Regions from separate parts of the Homo sapiens genome. Here all the other regions are linked to region 3. The links are chromatin contacts, found by Hi-C or POLR2A ChIA-PET in ENCODE. All regions are on one chromosome and are shown on one strand. Each heading gives the region's core, a stretch centred on a gene start or an enhancer-like site at or near the end of the contact. The rest is flanking DNA. Distances are from core to core; before and after follow the strand shown.

Region 1 (2,700 bases), core at 73-2,572, 57 kb after region 3:
AGAGGGGGAAACAATCAGCAGATGAGTGGATAAACCAAATGCGGTCTATGGATATAGTGGTGTATTATTTGGCCATAAAAATTTCTGGTACTTGCTACCACATGGCTTTTTCCCAGGGAAAGTATTAGTTTTTGTTTGACAAAACACCTTGATAGGTCATGGTTCTGCAAGGCAGAGATGTGAAACAAAGAAAGCTAACTGTTGCAAATAATAAAAAGTTGGAGTTCCTTTGAGCTAAAGCTAAAGTGGCAAAGGAGGAAGAGGTTCATCCCTACCCTTCTGCACCCCATTATTTTGAAGAAAAAGAGTGGCCTGACCCTCCAGATCTTTCTTTTCTGGAGGACACTGGGCGAAAAGTAGTTGCCCCAGTGACTGTTCGAGCAGTTGATGGCTTGCTAAGTAAGAATGCTAAACACAAAAGGACAACTCTTGTTTGATCCCACTCATATGAAGGGAAATTCAGAAAGAAAGTGAAATAGTGGTTACCAGGGTCTGGGGTGAGGGTGGAATTTGGAGCTCTTTTTCAGTGGGTACAGAGTTTCAGTTTGTGGTGATAAAAAATGCATGTAAGCCGGGTGTGGTGGCTCACGCCTGTAATGCCAGCATTTTGGGAGGCCAAGGTGGCCGGATCATTTGAGGTTGGGAGTTTGAGACCAGCCTGGCCAACATGGTGAAACCCTGTCTCTACTAAAAAATACAAAAATTAGCTGGGCGTGGTGGCACACACCTGTGGTCCCAGCTACTTGGGAGGCTGAGGCATGAGAATTGCTTGAACTGGGGAGGCAGAGGTTGCAGTGAGCCGAGATCATGCCACTGCAGTGCAGCCTGGGTAACAGAGCAAGACTCCATCTCAAAAAAAAAAAAAAAAAAAAAAAAAAAAAGCGTGTAGAGTGGACATGCTTAGATCCAGTAACTGATACCCCCAAATTATATGCTTAAAAATGGTTAAAATTTTGGCTCTTCCCCACCCGCCCCACCCCTAACCCCCCACCCCCCCCAAAAAAAAAAAACCCAGGTGAAAAAGGAAGAGCTTAGACTTCAACCAACCAACCTCCCACCCCTGGAATTAAAAAAAAAACAAAACAAACCAAAAACAAAGCTAGTGCAATGGTCATACTGTTCCATGTCATACACAGCAAGGGGAGAATGCATTATTCTCTCAATGGATGCCTTTCGAAAGATATGCTTAAAGCAAGTGCCCTCCTGCTGCTACAAAGTGCAAGGCTGCCTGTGTCAGGACTAAAGGAAGAATACCGAGAACCCCAAGTTATATCCTTGTTGCCCCTGCTGGGTGGAACAGGGCAGAGCGATGTGGGTGTGGATTAGCGCCCTCTGGTTGCTGAAAGTGAATTCACAGTTTGTTCTAGTCCCCAGTTAGATGACGTTGGAAATGATAAAATTACAGTAGTTAAGATAGTCAATGGCATATTTTCAAACATCCCGATGTTCTTTCTCTCCAACTGCCATAACTAGTCCTAGGTCTGGACTTTTCCTCTCAATGCATTCAGATAAACTTTTATCAGCAGGCCTGCTATTTTATCACAGTATTTTGGCCCAATCTTTTTTTTTTTTTTTTTTTTTGAGACAGGGTCTCACTCTGTCGCCCAGGGTGCTGGAGTGCAGTGGCGTGATCTTGGCTCACTGCAGCCCCGACCTCCCTCATCCTCCCATCTCAGCCTCAAGTAGCTGGACTACAGGCGGGTGCCACCATGCCCAGCTAATTTTTGTATTTTTTGTAGAAATGGGGTTTTGCCATGTTGCCCAGGCTGGCCTTGAACTCCTGAGCTTAAGTGATCCACTCGCCTCGATTTCCTAAAGTGCTAGGGTTACAGGCGTGAGCCACCATGCCCAGCCCAGACTTCCTTCTCATCCAGGAAATTCCAAAATGTCTTTACATACATATTCTTATATTGTGTAATAAAAGATTCTGAAGTCCATTACTGGCTAGAATAATAACTAGAAATTGCTTAATATTACTATACATTGCATTTGAACTTAATCTCCACAGTAACAATTAGGTAGTATTACTTGGATTTCATGGATGAAGAAAACCAAGATACAAAAAGTTCACACAGCCAGTAAGCAGATGAGCCTGACTTCATAGTCATACATAGCCTGAATTGAGTCCCAGCAGGAGCACATGGGCATGGACATCTACCAGATTTGGGAACTGGCGTAGCCAAGCAAGAAATAGGAGACGGAATCAGGAGTTAGGATTCCATGCTTAGGACCATCCCAGATGGATGGCTGCCTCCCTCTGGGAGCTGCACTCTTCTGAGGTTGCAGGCATCCAGGGCCAGGGTGCTTCTGTGAGGTGTGCCAGCACGTGCCACTCTGCTGGATACAAGCTATCATGTTCTGAGGGCTGCTTCCCTCAGCATAAGAAGGGGCTTCTATTGGGATGTGTAGGCTTCATTGTAGGGTCCACTTGAGTCTTTTTTTTTTAGAGACAGTCTCGCTCTGTCAGCCAGGCTGGAGTGCAATGGCGCGATCCCAGCTCACTGCAACCTCCACCTCCTGGGTTCAGGCAATTCTTGTGCCTCAGCTTCCCAAGAAGCTGGGATTACAGGCACATGCTAACACGCCTGTATATTTTTTGTAGAGACAGAGTTTCGCCGTTGGCCAGGATTGTCTTGAACTCTTGGGCTCGGTGATCTGCCTACCTCGACCTCCCAAAGTGCTGGAATTACAGGTGTGAGC
Region 2 (2,700 bases), core at 189-2,688, 34 kb before region 3:
CAGGCTGGTCTTGAACCCCTTTGTTCAAACGATCCTCCCGCCTTGGCCTCCCAAAGTGTTGGGATTACAGGCATGTGCCACGGTGCTGGACTGGTCTTTACTTTTCTTCCAATCCAAGTTCCAGAAACAGGAGCTGCCTTTCTCCGAGATATAGGTGTTTGTGGTTCAGAGATTGGGATCTGTTCTTCCTGCTTACCACCTGACAACTTTGGAGAGGTAATTTACCAACCCCGTGCCTCAGTTTTCTCCTCTGTAAAGTGGGGATGATAGTGGCATCTGCCTCAAAGCATTGCTGTGATGATTGGATGAATCCTTGTAAAGTGCTTAGACCCGTGCCTGGCACACAGTCAGCCTTCAATAGATGTTGGCTGGAATTCTTAGGTGACTGTGGCTCTTGGGAGTCCTGGCATCACAGGGTTCAAGATTTTATTTTTTGTTTAAATTAAATTTATTGAGCCAGGGTCTTGCTCTGTGGCCCAGGCTGGAGTCCAGTGGCACGATCTGGGATCACTGCACCTCCGCCTCCCAGGCTCAAGCCATCCTCCCACCTCATCCTCCCAGATAGCTGGCCCGGCTCCCACCATACCCAGCTAATTTTTGTATTTTTAGTAGAGACGGGGTTTCACTATTTTGCCCAGGCTGGTCTCAAACTCCTGAGCCCAAGCAATCCACCCGCCTCGGCCTCCCAAAGTGCTGGGAGCACAGGCGTGAGCCACCGCGCCCAGCCCCAAGATTTTAAACTAAAGGCAGACTGTGCAAAGGGAGAGAATGAGGACTGCTAGACAGGAAGCGCTGGGGACTTCAGGCCACGAAAACAAGGCAAAATGATAACATTTCAAACTATAAATAGCAGAGCAAGCAATTCCTCTGTCATCCTGCAAAACAATGAGCCTCTTCCTTCATGTTGCTTGAAGGATAAATAGAGTCCCCTTCACTCCCCCACCACACACACAGGGAAGTAACTTGAGAGCCGTGTCCAACAGCAGAGGAGGAACTGGGAGTGTGCTGGTGGGGGCTGATTCTTCAGCTCTGGTCCCCTGGAGTCTGACTGGGAGGCCTGCTGTGCCTAGCCCAGCGAAGTCCCACCCAGGCAAGCTCCTGGACAAGCCTGCAGTGTGGACTTCCAGGAGGGGGTATAGGGACCTGCCAGCTCCTGGGCCCCAGGCTTCTCTGACAAGGGAGAGGCAGAGAAACATCATTATCCATGGATTTCAAAAACATCCCTCAGAGAGCTTGAGGCTACAATGAGCTGTGATTGTGCCACTGCACTCCAGCCTGGGTGACCCTCTCTCAAAAAAAGGAAAAAAAGGAAAGAAAAAAGAAACATCTCCAAGGATTCCAGAGTTGGACGCATCCGCAGGAACTGGCTCCAGCCTCTGCCTTTGGCTTCTTGGTCACTCATGACTAATCACCTCACCATCATCAACGTCACCTCTAATGTTTCTTTGGAGCATTTATTACATACGTGGCACTTTTTTTTTTCTTTTAAAGAGACAGGATCTTGCTCTGTCCTGCAGGCTGGAGTGCAGAGGCACAATCATAGCTCCTGCTTTGGCCTCCCAAAGTCCCGGGATTACAGGCTTGAGCCACTGTGAGGATTGGATGAATCCATGTAAAGTGCTTAGACCCGTGCCTGGCACACAGTCAGCCTTCAATAGATGTTGGCTGGAATTCTTAGGTGACTGTGGCTCTTGGGAGTCCTGGCATCACAGGGTTCAAGATTTTATTTTTTGTTTAAATTAAATTAAATTTATTGAGCCAGGGTCTTGCTCTGTGGCCCAGGCTGGAGTCCAGTGGCACGATCTGGGATCACTGCAACCTCATTGTTTTGCAGGATGACAGAGGAACTGCTTGCTCTGCTATTTATAGTTGAAATGTTATCATTTTGCCTTGTTTTCGTGAGCCACTGTACCTGGCTTTTTTTTAATCATTTCCTTAGTGAAATGCATGTTGTTAATAATGTGATTCACTAATTTGTCAAACATTTACAGAGTACTATGCAAGTACTATACAAGACCCATCCTTCACCTCCTGGGCCCAAACAATCCTCTCACCTCAGCCTCCTGAGTAGCTGGAACTACAGGTGCACACCACTACATTTGGCTAATTCTTTTTTGTAATTGTTTTTTGTTTGTTTGTTTGTTTGTTTGAGACAGAGTCTCACTCTGTCACCCAGGCTGGAGTGCAATGGCGTGATCTTGGCTCACTGCAACCTCCGCCTCCCAGGTTCAAGCTATTCTCCCTGCCTCAGCCTCCTGAGTACCTGGGATTACAGGTCCCCGCCACCACGCCTGGCTAATTTTTGTATTTTTAGTAGAGACGGGGTTTTGCTATGTTAGCCAGGCTGGTCTTGAACTCCTGATCTCAAGTGATCCACCCTCCTGGGCCTCCCAAAGTGCTGGGATTATAGGTGTGAGCCACTGTGCCCAGCCCTATTTTTGGTAAATTTTTTGTAGAGACAGGATCTCACTGTGTTACCCTGACTGGTCTTGAACTCCTGGCCTCAAGTGATCCTCCCACCTCAGCCTCCTAAAGTGCTGGGATTACAGGCATACACCATGGTGTCAAGCCTATGTGGGTGACACTTTTCTAAATATTGGTGCCTCTGCATGCCAGCACACCAAGGCCCCCTGGTCTTCCCCCAAAATCCCGCCCCAAAGGCCTCCTCCTCCAGAAACTCAGTTGCTCTGGGAAGCTGGC
Region 3 (2,700 bases), core at 4-2,503:
TAGCATCCAGAATGCTCTTGCCCAGACACAAACCTGCTTGTCTGCTTACACTCTTGAATGGCTCCCCACCCATAAGATAAAACAGGAGCTCTGTAGCATGGTCTGCAGGACTGTCCCTGAACTCACCTCTTATTATTCCCCATATGCATCCACGGGCACTCTCCACAGGGATTCGTATCGGCACTGTCACGCTTCCACATCTGCATGTGCTTGTACTTCTGGGATCTGATTTTCATCTCCCTTTTTGTCCCCTCACCTCTCAGAATTTTTGTTGTTGTTGTTTTTACACAGAGTCTCACTCTGTTGCCCAGGCTGGAGTACAGTGGTGCAATCTTGGCTCACTGCAGCCTCTGCCTCCCGAGTTCAACCTCCCTGTAGCTGGGATTACAGGTGTGCACTACCATGCCCAGCTAATTTTTGTACTCTTAGTAAAGGTGGGGTTTCTTATAAATAATAATAAGAAGGCCGGGTGTGGTGGCGCATGCCTATAATCCAGCACTTTGGGAGGCTGAGGCTGGTGGGTCACTTGAAGTCAGGATTTCAAGACCAGCCTGGCTAACATGGTGAAACCCCATCTCTACTAAAAATACAAAAATTAGCCAGGTGTAGTGGTGCATGCCTGTAGTCCCAGCTACTTGGTAAGCTGAGGCATAAGAATCGGTTCAACCCAGGAGGCAGAGGTTGCAGTGAGCCAAGATCGTGCCACTGCACTCCAGCATGGGTGGCAGAGGGAGACTTCTGTCTCAAAAAAAAAAAAAAAAAAAAAGAAGAGTGTAGGGCTCGAAAACTAGTAATGCTAATTAACTAACTCTGAGAACATCACATCTACCACCCATCTTTCTCTAACCATCTAATTTTGTTAGCCATAAATACATTTTTGAGCTGCTTATTCCTGAATCCAACTCTTGCATAAATTGTTGTGAACAAATACATGCATTGCTCAGTTCTATTGAACCACATGTGAAGACGGTGGGGAAGGCTGGTGGTCCCAGACTGTTTTGGTGCTCTATTCGGGGGTAGATAATTTCCTGAACTGGGCCTAATTGCTTTGGCTGCCAAGTAACAATTTGTTTTTAGTGGAAAACTTGGCCGAGGCAAGGCTTGTGCAATTGTGCCCTCGCCCTTACCTAAGGAATTCTGTGCACAGAGGCTGTCCTGTAGCTTCTGAGGTAGTCATGTGTGTAGACACACACCTGTAATTAGTGTTCAGGAGGTGCAGAGGGAGGTCACAAAATCCTTGTGTGAGTGCCAAGGAAGGGGCAGGACTAGAGAAGGGAGGCTCCTGGCCTGCACTGGGAGCTCAAGGGCAGAGCCCACTTCCTGGATGTCACCCACGCTTGAGCTCTGAAAGACCCCAAGGAAGCCACCTCGCTGATGAGGAAGGGCGGATGAGAGGAACGCTGAGGGGGTAGAATGCATGTGGCTTCTGGCAGCCTCTCTCTGAGGATTGCTCAAGTGTGTATGCCATGAACCTTGGCCTGCTTCTGATTTGTTGCTGCATATTGGATAGTTAGTATGTGCAGCAGCCTGGGTGACTCATGAAAGTGACTGATAAGCCCTCTCTCTCTTTGCAGTAAGGGCAGATTCTAGCATTTGAGTCCACTTTGGGAAGGGTGGTGTGTGAGGTCAACGTAGAATATTCCAGGCTGGCCAGGCATGGTTGGCCCATGCCTATAATCCCAGCATTTAGGGAGGCCGAGGCGGTTGGATGGCTTGAGCTCAGAAGCGTGTCTGTAGTCCCAGCTACTTGGGAGGCTGAGGTGGGAGGATCGCTTGAGCCCGGGAGGAGAAGATTGCAGTGAGCTAAGATCAAGCCACTGTACTCCAGCCTGGGCAACAGAAGGAAATTCTGTCTAAAAAAAAAAAAAAAAAAAGATATTCCAGGTCGTCTTGAAGTTCTCTCTTGACAAAGTTCTCTTAAGTTCCATCTAACAAACAGTTTTGTCTATTTGTTTTTATTAAAAGGAGGAAGAAAACAAAGAGAAAAGAAAGCTCTTACTTTTCCCTCCTAGGATTATAAGAAACATTACCCAATTTTAAAGGACTTCAAATTCAAATGTTGAAAGTCAGATGTTAAATAAGGTTTGTAGGCTGGGCTTGGTGGCTCACGCCTATAATCTCAGCACTTTGGGAGACCAAGGTGGGCAGATCCCTGAGGTCAGGAGTTTGAGACCAGCCTGGCCAACATGGTGAAACTCTATCTCTACTAAAAATACAAAAATTAGCCAGACATGGTGGCACACACCTGAAGTCTCAGCTACTCAGGAGGCTGAGGCAGGAGAATCACTTGAACCCGGGAGGTGGAGGTTGCAGTGAGCCAAGATCACACCACTGCACTCCAGCCTGGGTGACAGAGTAAGACTCTGTCTCAAAAAAATAAAATAAAAAATAAATAAGGGTTTGTAGAGATATCCTATAAACATAGAAGTTTCTCCAGCTCTAACATTTTAAAATTCTATGAATCTCAGATTTGTGTCACTCCAATATGTCCAGTAAAGTAGAAGGAAATATGACTTTGAAATTCACTAAAATGAAAAGATGGAAGCTGTATCTTTGCTGAATCCATGTCCTGAAATAGCTTTATAGGACAGGTAAAGCATTTCTGTTCATCTCTCCAGTAAATACTCGCATCTTGCAGCTGCCTCTCCGCGACCAGGGAAAGGAGAGCAGGCTTCCCAAGGAGGAGTGAAGTGGAGTCAT

Evidence for each region. A loop is a pair of places that touch in the nucleus more often than their neighbours do. ChIA-PET counts read pairs that join two places held with the same protein, here RNA polymerase II (POLR2A). Pooled maps may share reads with other maps.
Region 1: POLR2A ChIA-PET joins it to region 3 with 20 read pairs in activated naive CD4-positive, alpha-beta T cell. The contact joins two enhancer-like sites. A Hi-C loop is called at or near these places in 1 of 168 maps with a recorded cell type or tissue (Calu3) and 8 of 50 pooled maps. POLR2A ChIA-PET finds 5 or more read pairs at or near these places in 14 of 52 experiments (AG04450, CD4-positive, alpha-beta T cell, GM12878 and 10 more).
Region 2: a loop to region 3 is called in a map of PC-9, with 5 times the contacts of the local background. The contact joins two enhancer-like sites. A Hi-C loop is called at or near these places in 5 of 168 maps with a recorded cell type or tissue (IMR-90, OCI-LY7, PC-9 and 2 more) and 15 of 50 pooled maps. POLR2A ChIA-PET finds 5 or more read pairs at or near these places in 6 of 52 experiments (A673, HEK293T, MCF 10A and 2 more).

What each region holds. Positions count from the first base shown.
Region 1 is chr16:48,352,378-48,355,077 of GRCh38, reverse strand. LONP2 (lon peptidase 2, peroxisomal) reads right to left here. Exons shown (of 15, transcript NM_031490.5): 15 at 1-2,700. Among named protein-coding and RNA genes, the nearest start is that of SIAH1, 32 kb to the left of the region's middle. Within about 2 kb of position 1,322, at least 7 of the 41 ENCODE cell types and tissues checked have a DNase peak (open chromatin) inside an H3K27ac peak, as active enhancers do.
Region 2 is chr16:48,443,514-48,446,213 of GRCh38, reverse strand. No RefSeq gene overlaps it. Among named protein-coding and RNA genes, the nearest start is that of SIAH1, 59 kb to the right of the region's middle. Within about 2 kb of position 1,438, at least 12 of the 41 ENCODE cell types and tissues checked have a DNase peak (open chromatin) inside an H3K27ac peak, as active enhancers do; they include PC-9, where a contact is called at or near this core.
Region 3 is chr16:48,408,969-48,411,668 of GRCh38, reverse strand. No RefSeq gene overlaps it. Among named protein-coding and RNA genes, the nearest start is that of SIAH1, 25 kb to the right of the region's middle. Within about 2 kb of position 1,253, at least 9 of the 41 ENCODE cell types and tissues checked have a DNase peak (open chromatin) inside an H3K27ac peak, as active enhancers do; they include PC-9, where a contact is called at or near this core.